2 separate regions of the Homo sapiens genome follow, and region 1 is linked to region 2. The links are chromatin contacts, found by Hi-C in ENCODE. All regions are on one chromosome and are shown on one strand. The core of a region is the stretch at or near the end of the contact, and the rest is flanking DNA. Distances in the headings are between cores, read along the strand shown.

Region 1 (2,700 bases), core at 8-2,507, 3.8 Mb after region 2:
ATTTAACATCAGCATCTACTACACAAAGCATTAAAAACATTTTTCAGCAGTTTTGCTTAAGTATCTTAGGTCAGTGGTAGCATGTTAGCCAAAATGTAATCCAAAATGAATGAACAACAGTCAGCTGGTAGACACTGTATGTAATACAATACGGAAATATATTGGAAGTATTTCAAAATTCAACATTTGAATCCGTGAATGTCTAAATCAAGTACTCTAAATCAGGCGTCTACTTTTGAAACAATACTTCAAAATACGTGTTGGTGGCAAGACCGCCAGCCATCTGTAGGAAATCTTTTTAATGGTTCAAAATTCCTAGGTCTCAGAAGGGGCGACTGATTAGGCTAAATTTATATCTCCCGGCCCCGTAGTTGTCAGCCCAGGTAGCGAATTTAAAACACTGGGGGTGGATGAGTAGTTTGAAGTTCAGATCAAGGAGTGAAAAAGGCTGATGCTTAGAAGCGCCGGCTCTTCCCCATTCGCGCACTCGAGAGGTCACGGCGTAGTAAAGTTTGGTTTCACTAGCGGGCTTGGACGCTCGCGACCAAAGTCTCCCAAGAAAAGCCGACACCGCGGTCGGGAGCGCCCGGAAGCTCAGCAGGACACGTTTCCACTGCAGGGAGGAGGGTGTCTGTGGCGGTTCTGGCGTGGAGCCCCTTCCCCCCCCCCCGTAGGACCCTGCACCCGGACGGGGACAGGCTTCGCCAGCTAAGGCGGCGGGAGACGCGTAGGCCACAAGGAGGAAATGGGACAGAGTGCGACAGAGAGGCGGCGGCGGCCCAGGGCCGGGCCGAGCCTCCCTCGCGGGGCAGCGAGAGGGAAAGGGGCCCTCCCGGCCGCAGCCTCCCCCACTTCGAGAGGTAGCTCCAACTTTCCTCCCAGCGCACGACGTCGCACGGGCCGCGCGAGATTCCGAAACTTTGTCAGCCCTCGCGTCGCCCTAGGCCCGCTCCAGCGCTCTGCGCCGGCCGCTAACCCTCGTCTCTCCCAGACAGCTGCCCAAGCCCATCCACCCCGCGGGTCGACCAGTGTTTACCTCAGACCGAGGTCGAGGCGCTCGGTCCGGCCGCGGCCCCACAGTAGGTTCCCAGGTCCCAGTCACTCCGCTGCCAAGTTCCCCAACATGGACTCCTTCGTCCGCTTTGTGGTGTTACAGGGTCTCTAGGACACTGACTCCGCTGGCTCGGTCCGGAGGCGGCGGCGAAGCAGGGAGCGACCCAGGTTGCGCTGCTCCGCGCGGCTTAAGCCACCGCTACTCCCCCTTCCCCCGCCTTGTCTAGCCTCCTCCCTCCCCTCCCCTCCCTGCGCGTCTCCCTCCTCCTCCCTTCCCTCGCTGTCGGCGCGCTAAGGTGACGACGGCGGCAGCCGGACTCGCCACATTCTGCTTACTCGCTCGCTCTGGCCCTGAGTGCATGTTCGTAGTACCCAGTTGGGCCGCAGGGGGGCGCTGGCAAACTGCTGTTTGAGACCGAGAAGCGTGGTGGGTGGAGTCACGTCACGCGGCCTGTGAGCGGGAGGAAGGGCAGCTGCGCTGGAGGGGCCTTCTGGGAAACGTCCTTCCAGCACCGCCCTTCGCCCACACTGCGGATGGTGCGCATGCGCAGCGCGTGGACTTTGGCCTCTGCCCTCCTTTGGCAGTTTTACAGGCTGCGTCGCGGAGGACAATGAAAGAGGCTTTAAGGGAACTGGACAGGAAGGATTTTGCGCAGGGTGTGCTCCTTATCTTTATGGTAATCTGATATTGAAAAGAGTGTCCGCATGTTTGCGGTGGATTGAGTGTTCACCTGGCTGCGCTGCCCACCTGAAATGCAGCCTGTGGAGTGAAGAGTCGGCAATTTGGAAGCCCACCTTTCCTCCTTTCTGGTGGGCATTTTTTTAGATGCCAGGGGGAGAGCTTTCCCGCCTGACTCCCCGAGCCTAGGGGCTTTCCCATGTCTTAACCCCACATCACAAAATTAAATTTGGGCCAGGTGCGCGGTGGCTCACGCCGGTAATCCCAGCGCTTTGGGAGGCCGAGGCTGGCGGATCGCTTGAGCTCAGCAGTTCGAGACCAGCTTGAGCGACGTATTAAGATCTCGTTTCTACAAAAAATAAAATTAACCGGCCGTGGTGGCGCGCACCTGCGGTCCCAGCTCCTCGGGAAGATGAGGTGGGAGAATCGCTTGAACCCGGGAGGCGGAGGTTGCAGTGAGCCGAGATCGTTCCACTGCACTCCAGCCTGGGCGACAGAGCGAGACCCTGTCTCAAACAACAACAAAAACTTTATCATTATTTACTTAAAAGGCCTCCGCGTTGTGGTTAGATAGTGACGTGTGTGCCATCCTCCACTTTTTCCCCCGGCGGGTTGTTAAATGTTTTGTTTTACCTCGGAGGTATTTTGACTTTTTCAAAGTCACTGATTATTTAACCTCCTAGTTTCTCTTCTCGTCGACTGCAGCAAGCTTCCGGTTGCTCTGCCTGCCCTCAGTGTCCCCCATCTACCAGCTGACCTTCCAGTCCTCCCACCCACGCCCTTGTCCTGCTTGCGGCTCCCGCAGGACTAAGCTCTGCTCCCCGCGCGCGGCTCACCCAGGTCCCAGTCGCTTTCAGCCGCGCGCTCACACGTTTTCCTGTCGCCTGCCCCCGTTCTGTTCGCGCGTGCTGCGCTCTCCAGCCACCCTGACGCCTGCCCGGGATGAGTTTCCTCCCCACTTTGCCGCG
Region 2 (2,700 bases), core at 201-2,700:
AGAATCAAGGAGCTCGATAACTAAGTGCTGACAGATTAAGAATGCCACTGACTGAATTTCCTGGATGATTTTCTTTATTCACTTAATTCAAAGTCATTTTTTAAAAGACAGAGTTATTATACTGCAAGCTTACAATAAATAAAGTCTGAAAATAGGCAGAGATCTTTTCATCTCATTTGTCTAAGAGACTGCCATTTAATCAAACTAAAGATATAAAGGTACTTTCAGTAAAAATCTGTTCCTGTGACTGGGCTCATCTCCAACTACTTATTTATAAAATATTAGAGTACTGGAATAAAAACACTAAATAAAACCTTGATCTGACCCTTCCAGAAGTACATGTAGAAAAATAAGTTTTAATATATTGTGTATTCTGCAATCAGATACTTTTCTTTCTTTAGGAACGAAATTAAATTACATCCTTTGCTCCTAAAGAGATTTTATGGGTTTTCCTTGATCCCCACACACTAACACAACAATGCAGCCAACATTTTTATACCCAGAATGGGGAGAGGGGCATTACACCCAGCGATACGAATTAAATCGCAGTAGCTAATGCCTCCCTTAAATAATTTATTCTCTCTTGGCAGCAAAAAACGTTACAGCCTCTTCAATTACCCCTCACCGCAAACCATCGCCTGGGTTGCGATCAATGTGACCCAGTTCCTATCGCCACAGCCACCTCCGTCTGCCTCCTCCCGCCGGGTCCGCCAGTGTCATGGGAGGGGGCGGCAGCCGCAAGGGCGTCCTCTGGTCGCCACCCCGCCGGCCGGCGGCGCGAGGGGCAGGCCCGGGACTCACCGGGTGGAGGTGCCCTTCCGCACATCGCACATCATGCACTTGAAGGCCTCGGCGCTGTTCCGGAAGGTGCAGACGCTACAGTCCCAGTAACCCTCATCCGAGGACGGCTTCGGCTGCCGCTTCGGCCTGCAGGACACAACCCGGACACGACGCGGCGCGGGGTCACCAGCAGGCCGCGCCCGGTGCCCGGGCCCCGCGGCCGCCCCCGCCCCGCCCCCCGCCCCAATTCTGCGACCCCCGCCCCGCGGGCCCTCGGCGCGCCGCGCTCCGGCTGAGGGGGAAGGGAGTCAGGAAGAGGCAGGGCGCGAGCGCGGCCGCAGTCGCCGCCGCCACAGCCGCTCTGACACCCGGGCGGCCGCTCCGGTCGCCGCCGCCATCGCGGCTCCATTGTGGGGCGGCCGGCGCCGGCCCCCTCAAGCGGCAGCACTCGCACACCAGCGGCGCTGCCCCCGTGCTCGCCCCGGTGCCCGGGCGGCTAGCGAGGCGGCCACCCGAAGCCCTGCACGAGGGCCCTGCCGCCCGCACAGTCCGGGCCCCGGGGCCCGGGCGCTGTTACCTGGTGGGGCTCTTCTTGTCTCCCATGGCTTGGCTATCACCGCACGCCGAGAGTCGCCGCCGCGACCGCTCTGTTTGTCAATAAGGAGGATAATAAGCCGGGCGGAAGCGGGCGGGGGAGGAGGGAGGGAGGGGGCGGGGAAGGCCGCACCGCCGCGCTCGGGAGCCGCCGCCGGATCCCACGCAGCCTCCAGCTGTCGGGGAAACTCCTGCCTGGGCGCACGTGACCCTCGCCGGCCAACCAGCAGCCGCGCCGGAGACTTCAAACGCGGCCAGCGCGGCCCAGCACCCGCGGCGAGTTAGCCGGCGGGCGGTGCGGGGGTGGCCGCGGTGGCCGCGGCTGCCTCGGGCGCCGGCGCCGCCTCTCCGCGCTGTTCCCCCGTTGCCCCCTTGGTACCCCCGGCTGCCGGGGACTGCCTCGCGCTCCAGAGCCCCTCTGAGGAGGAAAACGTCTGTCCCACCGACTGGCAGGGGATGCTCCGTCATCCCGTGCGAAGCCTGGTCCAAGGTAGGGCCGGCCGGCGTTCGGAGGCCTGTCCAGGTCTGGACAGAAGTGCCAGCCCGGGATCTCCAGGTAGAACGACTTTCCTGGCCTCCGCTGTCCTTAGCTACCCAGCCCCCGCCTGCAGTATACCGGGGGGAAGGCGGGAACCAACACGCAGCGCCATTGCTACATGCCTTAAAGCACTGTCTGGTTTATGCACACAGATGCTCTAACAAGTAGGGATTGTCAACCCTAACTTAGAGGAATTGAAATCAAGACTCAAGAGAGATTAGGTGACTTCCTCTAGGCTATATAATTAGAAAATGACAAAGCCAAGAGTCTAACTCTGTTTTAATTCCAAACGCGCCCTTTTGGCCTCTCAGGCCTCTGCAGTAGCTGCTTTTGAAAGAAACCCCTATATACTCATAAGTCCTTTTTAAATATAAGGAGTTTGCATGTCCCCTCAACGCTGTCTGCTAACAAAAGAACACCTTCCCAGGTCTCTACGTCAACATACTAAAGGTCCTCATACTCCAGACTCCAGCAACAGCCATCTAACTGGTCTCCGAAGCTCCACTTCTACCTCCCCAATGTATTCAGTAATCCACAACCAGATTAATAATAAAATGCTGTTAATACTATGCCACCACTCTGATAAAGAACCACTAACGACTTGCCCACACTCCTTAGCCTGGCATTCAAAGGCTTCACACATTTTCCCTACCTCTGCCTCCCTCTCCCATAAGGAAAGCTGCCTCCTGACAAAGAGTGCAGATGAAATTCATTCCCTTACCAGAACCCTTCCTTCATGCACATGGGTTACTTCTGCATAAAGTATATCCCTCTTTAACTGTGCTGTT

What was found. A loop is a pair of places that touch in the nucleus more often than their neighbours do. Pooled maps may share reads with other maps.
Region 1: a map of naive thymus-derived CD4-positive, alpha-beta T cell shows a loop between it and region 2 (8-fold over the local background). The contact joins the promoter of SCAF11 here to the promoter of YAF2 in region 2. A Hi-C loop is called at or near these places in 1 of 168 maps with a recorded cell type or tissue (naive thymus-derived CD4-positive, alpha-beta T cell), 1 of 37 single-sample maps with no recorded cell type and 6 of 50 pooled maps.

Annotation. Positions count from the first base shown.
Region 1 is chr12:45,989,317-45,992,016 of GRCh38, forward strand. It overlaps SCAF11 (SR-related CTD associated factor 11), which reads right to left and starts at 1,258. Exons shown (of 15, transcript NM_004719.3): 1 at 1,037-1,258. RefSeq lists silencers at 332-401, 802-901, 1,242-1,291 and enhancers at 552-601, 962-1,171, 980-1,693, 1,412-1,611, 1,622-1,691 and 1 more.
Region 2 is chr12:42,236,798-42,239,497 of GRCh38, forward strand. It overlaps YAF2 (YY1 associated factor 2), which reads right to left and starts at 1,451. Exons shown (of 4, transcript NM_005748.6): 1 at 1,358-1,451; 2 at 802-927. The coding sequence starts at 1,383. It overlaps LOC124902920 (a long non-coding RNA gene), which reads left to right and starts at 1,648. Exons shown (of 2, transcript XR_007063279.1): 1 at 1,648-1,930; 2 at 2,340-2,481. RefSeq lists silencers at 577-906, 1,027-1,096, 1,197-1,576, 1,627-1,866, 2,057-2,196 and an enhancer at 742-1,243.